Linked DNA regions of Mus musculus: regions 1 and 3 are each linked to region 2. Evidence: chromatin loops called from intact Hi-C (ENCODE). Cell type or tissue: left cerebral cortex. All regions are shown on one strand. Links, peaks and the distances in the headings refer to the core of each region. The heading gives the core; the rest is flanking DNA.

Evidence for each region. A loop is a pair of places that touch in the nucleus more often than their neighbours do. Peaks named below come from ENCODE experiments on the same cell type or tissue, not always from the same donor. Only the 100,000 strongest peaks of a DNase experiment are listed, where the experiment ranks them.
Region 1: it touches region 2 in a loop (3-fold over the local background); 2 of 42 quality-filtered maps call a loop at or near these places.
Region 3: it touches region 2 in a loop (3-fold over the local background); 2 of 42 quality-filtered maps call a loop at or near these places.

Annotation. Positions count from the first base shown.
Region 1 is chr10:66,590,904-66,596,074 of GRCm38, reverse strand. No RefSeq gene overlaps it. Among named protein-coding and RNA genes, the nearest start is that of Gm40677, 81 kb to the right of the region's middle. In left cerebral cortex, for the core only: no CTCF peak of the experiment used is centred there; DNase peaks (open chromatin) are centred at 2,453 and 2,648.
Region 2 is chr10:66,805,329-66,810,499 of GRCm38, reverse strand. All of the region lies in intron 2 of Gm40678 (a long non-coding RNA gene), which reads left to right. Among named protein-coding and RNA genes, the nearest start is that of Gm40678, 22 kb to the left of the region's middle. In left cerebral cortex, for the core only: a CTCF peak has its summit at 2,702 (motif pointing right); a DNase peak (open chromatin) is centred at 2,715; H3K4me3 peaks cover 401 bases; H3K27ac peaks cover 264 bases.
Region 3 is chr10:65,789,961-65,795,131 of GRCm38, reverse strand. No RefSeq gene overlaps it. Among named protein-coding and RNA genes, the nearest start is that of Gm30853, 120 kb to the left of the region's middle. In left cerebral cortex, for the core only: a CTCF peak has its summit at 2,018 (motif pointing left); a DNase peak (open chromatin) is centred at 1,790.

The DNA.
Region 1 (5,171 bases), core at 454-4,453, 210 kb after region 2:
AGGGGTTTGCAACCCTGTAGGAAGAACAACAATATCAACTAACCAGACTCCCAAGAGCTTCCAGAGACTAAACCACCAACCAAGGAGTACACATGGAGGGACCCATGGCTCCAGTCACATATGTAGCAGAGGATGGCTTTGTTGGGGATGCCCCAGTGTAGGGGAATTTGATGGTGGGGAGGCAGGAGTTAGGGGGTGGGTGGGGGAGCACCCTCATAGAAGCAAGGGGACGGGGGATGGGATAAGGGTTTTGGAGGCTAGGGGAGGAACCAGGGAAAGTGGATAACATTTGAAATGTAAATAAGAAAACATCCAATAAGAAAAAGTAGGATAACCAGCATGGATTGGCATGGTTCGAGAAGCTCCAGAAAGAAGACAGACTTGAATTGTTGAACTAGCAAAGGTAGACTTGGAATGGGGTGGTGCACTGCAGTGAGGGTGTAAACTAAGGTGTAGATCCAGAGGCAGGTTGTATTCAATGGGGTAGGAGTTAGAGAGAGAAAGAGAGAGAGCATAGGTTGGTCACAGGGCTAGGGAATTCATGCTGGCTTTGAAGAAGGGAGCCCTGAAGCCAGTTGCACGCTCCGAGCTTAAGGACCTGGATTTCATTTGCAGTACCACTGAAGGGAAGTCCTGGGGATCTTGAGTGGGTTTATGTCAGCCCTATGTCAACAATCAAAGCAGTTTTTAAAGATAGAGCTATTTTAAGACACTGAACTGGAATTTTTGAGTCTCTAGAGTGAGCTTGCTTTTCAGAGAGTTCGGAGGTTCACTGATAATCTTTCTCTTTCTCTAGGGAGGAAGCATAGCAATATCTCAGTTCCCTGGGAAAATGAGTTGATAGTGAGGCATGATGGGAATTTCCCATGATGATCATCATGGTAATTCTGGTGGGAGGAGGCCACAAGCCAGGAGCTTGCTCATATAAGTCTATCTCTCTGTGTATGTGTGTGTTGTGTGTATGTATGTATGTGGTATGTATGTCTGTAGTACATGCATGTTATATGCATGCATGTGTTCTGTATATGCTGTGTATTATGTTATTTGTATGCATCTATTTAAATGTGCATTGCATGTATGTCTGTATATAGTAAATGTGTTGAATCTCTGCATGTGTGTTATGTTTGTATATTATATATATGTCTCTCTGTGTTGAGCATATGCATTGTCTGTGTTAGTACATGTAGTGTGCATGCATATTTGGAATGCATTTTGTCTGTATGTCTGTGTACATGTACATGTTATACATGTGTTGTATGTATAACTCTGTGTGCATGTGTGATTCATATGTGTGTTGTATGTGTAACTATGTGCATGTGTGCTTCATATTTGTTGTATGTATAACTTTCTATGTGCATGAGTACTTCATATGTGTGTTGTATAAATATCTGTGTATGTGTATTTTGTATGTGTGTTGTTTTTTGTCTGTTATACTGTGTATTGTATGTACATGTGTGTTTGTGTGTATTATGCATGCATGCTATATTTATGAGTCTTTGTGTGTAACATATGAATGTTATGGATATGTATTTGTATGTCTGCATTTATGTGTGTGTTATGGGGTATGTGTTTGTATGTCTGAGTGTATGTATGTGTTGTTTATGTCTCTGTGTATAAATATGTATCCATACATGTCCTGAGAGAAATAATTACTAGGTTTCCACAGCTTTGGATACAAAGCTTTCTCATTTGGATTGAGCGGCACATGCATACATGGGTGGTTTGGTACAATGAACATTCTAACTTGAACTTTTAAAGAGGTTGGTGAGGAAAACTTACAGTCAATGGACAGGGCTTGGGATTCTCACTGGAAGGGAACATACTTAGGAGCTAAAAAAATGCCTTCTGTACTTGTAGCCAAGAGTTAACTAAGCTCATGAGAAGAGGAAGATGCCAGAATAAGGCACACCAATATCCTTTCTGGTCTGGTCCGTAAAAGGGTCTAAAGGTGGCTATCTTTAGTAGCAGGTACAGATTCATCTGTCCCATGGAATGAGTAGATACCCTTTCATCTTGCCCTTAGTGTAGCCCATGGATGGACTGAAAGAGTGGGAATTGTGTGGACAAAGAAACGAATTATCTGCTTTATTAGAGTTAAAAGACTGGACAGGGACAGATGTGCCTAGGATGTACAATGTAGAAGCAGGAGTGTTTATGGAAGTTTAAACAGACATGGCAGATTTGTGCCTGTTGGCACACTGAGCTGAGAGGATGCTAGCAAGGACCTGTGGGAATAGAGATCACACCTTAGACCCCAACAACCCTGACAGCTATTCTTCAGTTCTGTCCATTTCTGTGAGACTGTGCTACAAAGTTAGCTTCCACCCGAGCAGACTGCCTTCTTTCCCCCATGTGAGCGTTCTATATGGGGAGATGTTAAAGAGGCCTCTTGGGAACTGGAAGTGTGAAGGTTTGTTCACACCGTGAGCGAACTGCAAGTCATACTCTGGCTGGGGAAAGAAGTGCTGGTTTCCAACAGGGGAGCTGACACCGAAGGCTAAAGAGGAGACACCCCGGTGGCTGAGAAATGTCCCAAACTGAACTCCAGAGAGTCAGCATCTGCATGTAATTACTTAGGGTGCATAATTCTCTTATGGGTGCTCACTTAGTAAAGCATTTACATTTACATTCACAGCTCATTAGGCGGCTTGTGGATTTGATTTGAACATTTTAAGTGGGATTGTTTTTAATCTTTGGAGGCACTATAAACCCACAGTCACGCTCAACTGCTGCAGACATTTGGAAGGAAAAGGAAATGTCAAAACTAGTTTGTTTTGCCTCCTGGGAGGAGTTTTATAAAGCAGGGGGTAGAAGTGACCACGAATAATCCAAGTGGGACATCTGTCTCATCTTCTTCCTTTGGGAACCCAAGGCTTTTCTGCAACCATCAGGGCCAAAAGTCAAGTGACTTGCAATGCTGATGGGGAGAGAGCAAAATTAAACGTGACTTTGGAGTTGTTATAAAAAGAAATCATAAAATAACAGAACTTTCTAACAGATGTTTAATTTTAAATAGTAAACACTGCAGACTTGCTGGAGACTGTCAATGGGTTGAGAAACCAATTCCATCTCTTCCCTTGGGCTCTTGCACGAATTGTGATGGGAACTGCTGGTCTTTAGCGAAGCAGTCAGCACACGAGAGTACGCCATCTAAGTGGAAGTTTCCTTTCTTTAGGAAACAGAGACATTTGCAATTTATTCATGGTGCCAGGTGTTCCTTAGCTGTGTGCTTTGGGACCCGAGTTCAGTGCCTGTAGTTTTCCATTTTTTTAAAATGGGAGAACTGTAAAATGAGAGACATGTGATGGGGCCATGCTTCATGAAGCCAGAGTCTCCTTGATCGCCTCTGGGCACATCTGATTTCAAATCTAAGTGCTCTTTCCCTGACCTTGATACTTAGGTATGGGTCTGATAGTATGAGTCACACATGGGACTGGTGCAAGGAATGGTCTGGTTTTCCATACTGGAGATGGCTAGATAATCCTTTGCCAGTTGAGGAACTGTTCACATGGTTAATATTGGGATAAGGACATAGTTGGGGTGGGGCACAGTGACAAGTACTTCCGACAGATTTGTACCTAAAAACCGTGCTTTTTTGACTCAGGGAGGGTGACTGGGGGGAACCAGATAGAATAAGGACTGTGTGGAAATTACCTTAAGAAGGTTCGTCTCAAGTTCAAAATAACCCTTTTGATGGCTAGCTCCAACTCCTTCTCCCTAGGAATAGGCTCCTGCCACCATCTTCTATGACGCCACAACTAATTGATCATAAAGGGTTGGATCAATGGTGAATGCTTGACCCAAAGCCACTTAGGATTCTTGCCTTGGAATTTTGTCTTTTCTTTTCTTCTTTTTTGTTTAAAGATTTGTTTATTTATTTTATGTTTATGAGTACACTATAGCTGTACAGTTGGTTGTGAGCCGGGATGTGGTTGCTGGGAACTAAACTCAGGACCTCTGCTTTCTCCAGCCCCGCTCACTCTGGCCCAAAGATTTATTTATTGTTATATATAAGCACACCGTAGCTCTCTTCAGACACACCAGAAGAGGGCATCAGATCTTATTACAGATGGTTGTGAGCCACCATGTAGTTGCTGGGATTTGAACTCAGGACCTTTAGAAGAGCAGTCAGTGCTCTTAACCACTGAGCCATCTCTCCAGCCCCAGAATTGTCTTTTCTTTGAGATAGATTAGCACTATATCCCTCTGGCTGGAACTTTCTGTTAACCAGGCTGGCCTCATGGAGTTCCCCCTCCCTCTGAGTTGCAAGTACCAGGATCAAAGGCATATATCCTATCCCATCCAGCAAAGATTTATTCGTTTACTATTTTATGTCTATATGTATATACTTGAGTGCATATATGTGTACCACATAAGTGCAAGGTACCTATGAAGGCCAGGAGAGAGTGTTGGCTCCCTGGAGCTGGAGTTACAGGTAGTTGTGGACAGCCTGAGGTGGGTGCTGGGAACCGGATCTGGGTCCTCTGCAAGAGCAGCAAGTGTGTTTCACCACTGAGCCATGTTGTCCAGTTCCTTGCCCTGGAACTCTGGAGAGGTCAGCCACCATTGTCTCAAGTGGTCACTAGACCTGACAACTGAGGACATCATCCTCTCCCCTCCCTTCCCCCACCGAGTTGCTGCGAATACTTATGTGGGAAGTAGGGAAGCCATGCATGAGAAGCCACAGAGCAAAAGCAATATACTGTCACTCTGTGGACTCAGAGATCCTGTTGGATTGTTGTCTTGGGGGTTCTGAGATAGTCTTGTGTCCTTACAACAAACCCCTGTTCACTCCAAAGCCAACTCAAGTCTCTGACTCTGATTTCGATTAGAGTATTTGTGGTGCATTTTCTAACACCATATTTTCCTCGTAGGCATAAGTATAGCCAGCGACCATGTTGGCCTTACGGGAGATTTCCATCTTTTAAAATTAATAAGGAGTGGAGATCCTTTTTGGACAGTTTTGATCCAAAGCCCAGAATCTCCACCATGTCTTCTTATTCTCTGCTAAGACAACAAGTATTCCATTCCCCAGCTGCTGTCTCCATGGTGATCAAGATTCCTCTACAGCATCTGTCTGGCAAGGGCCACACTGCGTACACAGCTGCAGGTGTGTGGTACGCAGAGTGAAGCGTGTGCAGGCGGTGTCAGGAGGGCCGGCAAGGCCACAG
Region 2 (5,171 bases), core at 689-4,688:
CAGACAAGTAGACCAATGGAATAGAATTGAAGACCCAGAAATGAACCCACACACCTATGGTCACTTGATCTTCGACAAGGGAGCTAAAACCATCCAGTGGAAGAAAGACAGCATTTTCAACAATTGGTGCTGGCACAACTGGTTGTTATCGTGTAGAAGAATGCGAATCGATCCATACTTATCTCCTTGTACTAAGGTCAAATCTAAGTGGATCAAGGAACTTCACATAAAACCAGAGACACTGAAACTTATAGAGGAGAAAGTGGGGAAAAGCCTTGAAGATATGGGCACAGGGGAAAAATTCCTGAACAGAACAGCAATGGCTTGTGCTGTAAGATCGAGAATTGACAAATGGGACCTAATGAAACTCCAAAGTTTCTGCAAGGCAAAAGACACCGTCAATAAGACAAAAAGACCACCAACAGATTGGGAAAGGATCTTTACCTATCCTAAATCAGATAGGGGACTGTATTAGTCAGGGTTCTCTAGAGTCACAGAACTTACGGATAGTCTCTAGTTAGTAAAGGAATTTATTGATAACTTACAGTCGGCAGCCCAATTCCTTACAATTGTTCAGTCGCAGCTGTGAATGGAAATCCAAGGATCTAGCAGTTACTCAGTCTCACACGGCAAGCAGGCGAAGGAGCAAGAGCAAGAGCTAGACTCCCTTCTTCCAATGTCCTTATATTGTCTCCAGCAGAAGGTGTAGCCCAGATTAAAGGTGTGTTCCGCCACACCTTTAATCCCAGATGAAAGGTGTAGCCCAGATTAAAGGTGTGTTCCTTAAACTCGGAGATTCAATCTTCTGGAATCCATAGCCACTGTGGCTCAAGATCTTCAAACCAAGATCCAGATAAGGATCTCCAAGCCTCCAGATAAGGGTCACTGGTGAGCCTTCCAATTCCGGATTGTAGTTCATTCCAAATATTGTCAAGTTGACAACCAGGAATAGCCACTACAATCCACCCCTTGTCAACTTGACACAAATAATATCTCATGTTCACATGAAACAATAACAAGGTTGTAAATACGCCTAACATGATATAACTATCCCTCGTACAATCGCAAACGCATTAGTAAATTTACAATGGGCATTCATATTACTTTATAATCCTCGTTTCTGCAACTGGTTACGTGGCCTTAATTGGTATTTATAACTACCTTCCTCTACTACCCATTCTGTATTTCCTTCTCCTTCAGCCAGCACCTCAGTTTCTTGGTCCTGAGGTTTGTGCAGGAATAGAAACCCTGACTAAGACAGGGACTAATATCCAACATATATAAAGAACTCAAGAAAGTGGACTTCAGAAAATCAAATAACCCCATTAAAAAATGGGGCTCAGAACTGAACAAAGAATTCTCACCTGAGGAATACCGAATGGCAGAGAAGCACTTGAAAAAATGTTCAACATCCTTAATCATCAGGGAAATGCAAATCAAAACAACCCTGAGATTCCACCTCACACCAGTCAGAATGGCTAAGATGAAAAATTCAGGTGACAGCAGATGCTGGCGTGGATGTGGAGAAAGAGGAACACTCCTCCATTGTTGGTGGGAGTGCAGGCTTGTACAACCACTCTGGAAATCAGTCTGGCGGTTCCTCAGAAAACTGGACATAGTACTACCGGAGGATCCAGCAATACCTCTCCTGGGCATATATCCAGAAGATGCCCCAACTGGTAAGAAGGACACATGCTCCACTATGTTCATAGCAGCCTTATTTATAATAGCCAGAAGCTGGAAAGAACCTAGATGCCCCTCAACAGAGGAATGGATACAGAAAATGTGGTACATCTACACAATGGAGTACTACTCAGCTATTAAAAAGAATGAATTTATGAAATTCCTAGCCAAATGGATGGACCTGGAGGGCATCATCCTGAGTGAGGTAACACATTCACAAAGAAACTCACACAATATGTACTCACTGATAAGTGGATATTAGCCCCAAACCTAGGATACCCAAGATATAAGATATAATTTGCTAAACACATGAAACTCAAGAAGAATGAAGACTGAAGTGTGGACACTATGCCCCTCCTTAGATTTGGGAACAAAACACCCATGGAAGGAGTCACAGAGACAAAGTTTGGAGCTGAGATGAAAGGATGGACCATGTAGAGACTGCCATATCCAGGGATCCACCCCATAATCAGCATCCAAATGCTGACACCATTGCATACACTAGCAAGATTTTATTGAAAGGACCCAGATGTAGCTGTCTCTTGTGAGACTATGCCGGGGCCTAGCAAACACAGAAGTGGATGCTCACAGTCAGCTAATGGATGGATCATAGGGCTCCCAATGGAGGAGCTAGAGAACGTAGCCAAGGAGCTAAAGGGATCTGCAACCCTATAGGTGGAACAACATTATGAACTAACCAGTACCCCGGAGCTCTTGACTCTAGCTGCATATATATCAAAAGATGGCCTAGTCGGCCATCACTGGAAAGAGAGGCCCATTGGACTTGCAAACTTTATATGCCCCAGTACAGGGGAACACCAGGGCCAAAAAGGGGGAGTGGGTGGGCAGGGGAGTGGGAGTGGGTGGATATGGGGGACTTTTGGTATAGCATTGGAAATGTAAATGAGTTACATACCTAATAAAAAATGGAAAAAAAAAAAAAAAAAAAAAAAAAAAAAAGAGAGGTCTGGGTGAGTTATAGCGCATTTCCCATAGTGACCAGCAGATGGTAGCAAAGGCAAGGCTCATGGGCGGCAGGAACCCAGCTTGCTGCTCAGTTCAGAACAGTGTCAGAACATTGCCTTAATTTTGGTGTCAGCATAATAGCTTGTTCATCCCCTCCACCAGCCTCCTCTTCCTCAGGAAATAATAGTCTCTAAATCTTCGGGACTCAGACCCGCCAAATAGAACCCAACACGTGCCCTAATCACTTGGGCCAATTCTTCTCTCTGAATGGTGTCGCTTTACGTGGGACTTTTTCTGCGTGGCTGTGGTGCTGCAGTGCCAGGGTAAGCTGAACATATAGCCAGGCACTGGGCGTGAAGGGAAAACGCAGGAGACACCTTCAAGGCGCCAATTAGGGGAGAAGAGAAGGGCCAGTAATGCAGAGTGGTGGGCCAGAAGTATGCTTGCCCTTTGCGGTTCCGAGACCCTGGCAGACCGGCAAGGCGCCTCCCACTGCTTCTGACTCCATAGTTCCTTCCCTGAGACTAAGCCAGCCCTGGGACTCACACTTGGCTCACGGCAGGGAACTTGTTTCCTTCATAGCACTTTTGCAGTGTAATAGTAGAGTGATTATTGGATCTTACATTTAATGAATGCATCTGCCATTTGCCTGACAGTCAACCTCAGGAAGACAGGGTAGGTTCTGCTCCAGCCAATGCCTAGAGCCCGGTACAGTTATGGTCCAGTGAACTATACCATAATAATTTCACCATTACCCAGTAAGTAGATACTTGTTCCATGATGGCGTTGTAGTGGCTTCATTCCTCTCACGTAGGAAGAAAAGTCGAGGGTAGAAGCAGAAATCCAGGCTGACCTCGGTGGAGATGTTGGTGTGGTTGGTTTTAATGTACTCTTGGCACAAATAGAATCCACGGGGGAGGAAGCCTAACCCAAAGGATTGTCCTTATTGTGGTAAATTGATGCAGGAAGACTCACCATGACTGCGGGCGGGATCTTCTCTAGATGAAAAGGGCTTGGTGGGCGCAGGGTTTCTCCCCTTCCACTCGCTTGGGCTCCCTCTTGCCCCTGAGCTGTAGATTCCTGCTCTGATAGTAGAACCAGCATTTCCAAGTTTCTATCATGGTTCTCTAGGGAGCTTCTGTCTTCGGGAGCCAGATTGGGATGCTGAGGTACCCAGCCTTGTGGACTGTCCAACTACCCATTGTTGGGCCTGCCCCAGTAGAAGATAGCCATTGCAAGACAACCAGGGCTCCGAGGCACTAGCCTAAGGACAGAGTAACCTTTGGATTCTTAGTTCTCAGATGTGATTCTTTTGTTGTTACTATTTCATAGCTGACTCGAGTCTGCCTGTCTCTATCTACCTATCTATCTATCTATCTATCTATCTATCTATCTATCTATCTATCTATCTATCTATCTATCATCTCTCCATTTATCATCTACCTCCTACCAATTTATAATCTATCTATCGATCTATCTATCTATCTACCCACCCCCTCTCCCATCTGTCTTTAACTCATACAGCGATTTATTCAACATGTGTATTTGGCTGTGTTGCGTATGCGATCCAAACTTCAGTTTGTTTAATCTGTAAATTGGGGATCAGACTATGTCTCCTGCAGGGGGACCACATGCATGCAAAGAGATCCTCTATAGGAAATTCAAAAATGAGTAAGTCGAGAAATGCTGTTGGTTTGTGTGTTGGAGGCTCTGTTTGTCATCTCCGGGAGGCCCAGTCTGTTGGATTTTGTAAGGATGATGTAATTAGTTTAAGAACTCCATGGACTGGTGAGGAGAGGAAGGGAAGGCTGTTGGAGGCAGTGGTGGTACCATTACTGCAAGCTCATTAGAACCCTTAACTCTGTTGAGCTGCTTTGTGTTGGAACATTGTGTAGAAGGCACTGCTCTGTGGCAGAATAAATAATAAGCTGGGCTTGGAGGCTAAAGATGGTCGCTGCTAGGCCTGAAGGCCCACATGGTAGAGGGCAGGAATGGACTTCCAAAAGTTGTCCTCTGACCTCCACATATATGTTGTGGCGTGTGGATAACCCCCTTCTAAAATAAACAAACAAACTAATACAGTTAAAAGTCAAAAGTGAATAATAAGCCAATGAGGTGAAGGTGTGTCCTGGTATGAACAGAACAGAGTGAGACTGTGAACAGATGTGCTAAGGACATACAGCTGAGCAAGCAGTGAGACGCTTGTGTCCCCTGAAGACAGTTCAGAACCAATGTGTGGGGGACAGCAATGTAACAGGGACTGATAGCAGGGAGAATGGGGTCAGGGGTGCATGCTCAACCCACAGGGGGGATTGCTAGCATGAGGCCAGCCAGGGTTGCACGATTAGATTCTATTTCTAAAACCAAACCAGACAAAGCCCAAACAAAACACTTTTCTTGGACATATGTTTAAGAAGCCTAGATATCACATTAGCCAAAGAGTGGAAATAAGCTACCAAGACATGCAGGTAAAAACAACAAACCACAGGAAAATAGCAAAGGCATGCCTAGGGCCCCATCTG
Region 3 (5,171 bases), core at 454-4,453, 1.0 Mb after region 2:
TTGAGTTTGTTTATATAGTAGATTACGTTAACGGATCTTTGTATATTGAACCAATCTTGCATCCCTGGGACGAAGCCTAATTTTATCGTGGTGAATGATGGTTTTGATGTGTTCTTGGATTCAGTTTGCAAGGATTTTATTGAGTATTTTTGCATTGATATTCATAAGCGAGATTGGTGTAAAGTTCTATTTTTTTGGTTGTGTCCTTGTGTGATTTAGATATTAGAGTAATTGTGGCTTCATAGAATGAATTAGGTAGTGTTCCTTCTGTTTCTAGAGATAGCTTCATGGTAAAAGCACTAGCAGCTTTTCCAGAGGATCTGAGTTTGGTTCCCAGTACATGCGTGTTAACTCCAGTTCCAGGAGATCTAATGCTATTTTCTGGCTTCTGGTGTGCACAGTCATACATGCAGACAGAATATCTGTGAACATAAAAAGAAAAATAAAGATTGCCTTTATAGAGCATACATAGGCTGATCTGAGGCCCCCAGCACCTATGCAGCAGAGGACTGTCTGGCCCCAGAGGATGTACTAATCCTGTGGAGACTCAATGTCCCAGGGAGGGGGACAAGGAGGAGAGCAGTTTTGTAGAAGCAAGAGGAGGAGGGATAAGGGGAATAATTCTGTGAGGGAACCAGCAGGAGGCAATATTTGAGTTCTAATTAAGTAAAATTAATTTTTAATTTTAATTATAATTTAATTAAATTTCAATAAAAATTAATTTAAAAATTGCCTTTATATATATTTAGAAGGTTTCCAGAGCACTAAGTTTCCATGCTATCCTTAAATGTCGCTCAATTTAACTCTTTTACTCTGTATTCTCTCTCTCAATCCCATCTCATTTCCCAATCCTCCCACTTTATCCTCCCATTCCTATCTCCTGCTCCCAGTTCGCCCATAAAATGCTTTCTATTATCTCTTCTTCCCAAGGAGATACATGAATTTTTCTATAGTTAACTTCTTTAGGTTTCCAGATTATTATTTTATTGTGATTTACTTAGTGGCTAATATCCACATATGTGATTATATACCATATTTACCTTCTGTCCTGTTATCTCACTCAGATGATTTCTTCTAGTGCCATTCATTTGCCTACATAATTCATAGTGCCATTTTAAAAAACAGTATAATATAACTATACCACATATTCTTTATCTAGTTTTCTATTGAGGGACATCTAGGTTGTTTCCAAATCTGGCTACTCTGAATAGAACAGCAATGACCTTGGTTGAACAGGTGCCCTTGTGGTGAGATGAAGTATCCTTTGAGTATATGCCCAAAGAACAGTATGGCTGTAGCTCAAGGTAGGTTGATTCACATCCTCCTGAGGAACCACCACATTGATTTCTTGAGTGGCTATACAGGTTTCCACTCCCACCAACAACAGATGAATGTTGGGACACAGTCCATAAATGAAGCTGTGGGAGATTTCTGAGAGCTTGTAAGAAACTCCAAGTAAACAACACAAGAGTGTTGTACCCTTTGTTCTGCCATAATGTGGGTAGTTCTTGGAATGTGCCTTTGTGCTTCATCTTACTTTTGTTACTCAATATATTTTGCTTCATCTTACTTTTGTTATTCAAAAATGTTTCTGACAAGGATTATCCTCATAAGAGTATATCGCCTAAATTCATATGACCTTGTCTAACCCTCAGGATATAAATTGTCTGATGCACTGAATAAAGTTGGTTATTACATTCAATTTTAGTTTGCCTCATATTTAGACTTTGCTTTTCAAGGTTCACACTGCCATCTAGAGTGGTTGCATCTGAGTTTTTCCCTTATTTCACATCCTAGCCAGTATGTAAGATGGAATCTCAAAGTAGTTTTGATTAGCATCTCCCTGATGGCTAAGGACTTGATTATTTCTTTAAGGGTTTGTGAGCCATTTGTGTTTCCTCTTTTGAGAATTCTCTATTTAGATCTGTACTACATGTATAAATTGGATTATTTTTATGTCTAATTTCTTGAGTTCTTCATATATCTTGGATATTAGTTTTCTATTGAATATAGGACACCCTCTGGTGGTGTGTATTTCTAAAGAAATATTGTTTGAATCTGGCTTTATCATAATATATCTTATCATCTCTATCTATTGTGATTGAAAATTTTGAGAGTATAGCAGTTTGAGCTGGCATCTGTGGTCTCTTAGAGTCTGCAGCATGTCTGTCCAGGCCCTTCTGGCTTTTTAAGTTTCCTTGAGGAGTCAAGTATAATTCTGAGAGGCCTGCTTTATATGTTACTTGGTGTTGCATTTTATTAAAAAAGAGGAAAGCCAGGTTATGTTTTGTAGAGTAGAGTATGGGGAGGTGGGAGGAGTGCCTTGACTGGCCCATGAAAAGGGATCCCTTCCCCCTGAGGTACCAGCCATAAGATGGATGTAGTATAGAATAGAGTTGATTTAGGGACATGGGAAGGGAAGTTTTGAAGGGAATAGAGATGGGGGGGGGGTGCGGGGGAAAACTTCCTCTTTTTAGGAAGCCAGCCCTACCTGGATATTGCCAGGCAACTGTTAGGCAGAGCCCAGAAGGAATGCTAACACTTGGGCTTTTTCTCTTGCAGTGTTTAATATTCTTTCTATATTCTGTGTATTTATCATTTTGATTATTATGTGCTAAAGGGACTTTTTTTTCTGGTTCAATCTATTTGGTATTTTGAGTGTTTCTTATACCTTTGTATAGGCACTTCCCTCTTTAGGTTAGGGAATTTTTTTTTTTTTTCTATGCTTCTGTTGAAAACATTTTCTGGGTCTTTGAGCTGGTTTTTTGTTCTTCCTCTATTTCTATGAATCTTGGACTTGATCTTTTCATAGTGTTCTAAATTTCCTGGATGTGATTTTTAAAAATTATTTCTTTTATTTTTAATTTTTTTGAGGGAGAGTGGGTCAGGAAATTTTTACATTTACCATTTTCTTTGTTGTACCCATGTTGTCTGTCTATCTTCAGTGCTTGAGATCTGTCTCTCATCTTTTTCATTCTGTTGTTGAAACTTGCCTGTGTAGTTCCTGTTCCAATTTCCCAAGTTTTCATTTGCAGAATCCCCTTAGTTTGATTCTATTTTCCTTTCCAGGTCTTGACCAGTTTTATTAGTTTTCTTCCATTGCTTGTTAAAGGATTTATTAATTTCCTCTTTAAGGACCCCATTTATCTTCCATACCCCTGGCCCCCACAACACACCTCAGTAGTATTGGAATATTCAAGGCTTGCTGTGGCAGGGTTGCTGAGCTCTAGTGAAGACATCCTGCCCTGGATGTTTTTGATTGTGTTTTTATGGTGGTATCTAGGGATCTGGGATGCTGATGATTATAGGTTTAGATGCTGGTTCTAGTTTTGTCTTTGTTGTGTGAGTGTTTTATTCCCTAGTTTCTGTTGCCTTTCTGGATTTTAGGACAGTGCAATGACTGTCCTTTGTCTGGTAGGACATTTTCTGTGGACCTGATAGGTTTGACTGCTGGAATCTTCAAGGAAACCATATTTCTGGGTATCAGGAGCTGTCACTTAGGAAGAGTGATATGCTAGAGGTCTAAAGGGTTTCACAGGGTGGAGGAAATAGATTGTCCAACCAGGATCTGCTTGTTTGGTCTCTTTGGAATGGGGTAGAGAGTGAAAAGAGATCACTCTGTAAGGTCTGCTGTAGCATTGGGGATGAGACTGGGGGACTGGGTTAGGGGAACAGAGGTATAGTCTGCAGTCAGTTTACCTGGTTCCCTGGTAGGAGTCCTTGTTAATTAGCAGGGATTGCCTACTGGAGTTCAGGGCTGGGATAAAACAATCAGTGGGGGCAGGGATGTTAGAAGAAGATCTGTGAAATTCATAGGAGATAGGGTGCAGGGGTAGGGGGTGGGGGTGCTAGGAAGACTGCAGCAGGTATTCAGTAACAGCAGGGGTAGAGATTGAAGGATTGTATCAGGGGAACAGATCTGGAATGAATCAATGAATGGAAAGTGTGTGGGATCCACATGAGATATGGGTGGAGGTGGGATAGAAGGAGGGTTAGAACAGTTGTTCTGTTGCAGAATTAGGAAAGAGACTTGGGGATTATATTTGGAGGGGAGTGGGGAGTGGGGAGTGGTAAAGGTCTTTCATTAGGTTATCTGTTTCTCTGGTCTGCTTAACTTTTATGTCCCCTGGGAATGCCTGCTGGTGTTGTCAGCTGGAATAATGAGATGTGTTCTGGATGGGAAGGTCAGGGGAGGATTTCTTTGTGACCCCTTGGGTGTGGGTTCGGCGAAAATGGAGACCACAGCAAGTTTTCTGCTATCTGGAGATAAGACTAGGTGGATTGGGACAGGAGGAGCAGAAGGAGAGGTGAAGATCTTCAGGTAGTCTACCTGCTTCTCTGACAGAATTGGCCTTGGGGTGATAAGCTAGTGCCTACTGCTGAATGATATTTATATTTCCTTCAGATTCATAGCTCCCTTACAGTTGTGTAGCACTCCATATGATCAATTGCTTCATTTTAGAAGGCTTTATACAAATTTGTAGGCTTTCACTGTGGCTTTAAATCCCATTTTTCTAGTGACAAAATGTCAAATATCCTTTTATCTTCTAATTTGTGACCCATATACATTTTCTCCTTTAAGTTTCTTAGTGGTTAAACGTTTGAGCTATTTTTATTGCGTTACTTGTTATGGAGAGTTGTGCTTAAACTCTCAAATAATACATTGAGCAAAACAAATACTCTAGAGGTATTTGAAAACTGACTCTGGCTCTGGTTTTTATTTTAAAATAGTTTCATATGAAGATAAGAAGTGTTGGAAAGCCAATCTGTCTGGGATTCCTTTATATTAATTTTGAAATTTCTGTTATAACTAAGGATCTTTGCTTAATATACTGTTGTAGACTTATCTCTCCTTTCAAAAATGCTTTACAAGTTTAAATTGTGTGTGTGTGTGTGTGTGTGTGTGTGTGTGTGTGTGTGTGTGATTTCCATGTGTAAGTTCTCTACTGGTATAAGAAAAGCCACAAAATCATTCCTTTAAAATACAAATATTGAACATTTCCGCTGTTATTAATTGAATGTTTACTCTCTGTTGAATTATAATTTCAGCAAAAATGTTTCAATATGAATCATATTTTTCCCATTATCTTTCATTTTTATTAGAAATGTTTATATAGTTTTCCCAATTAACATTACAACCATTTACCACCTAAAGGTGAACCAAATTTTAT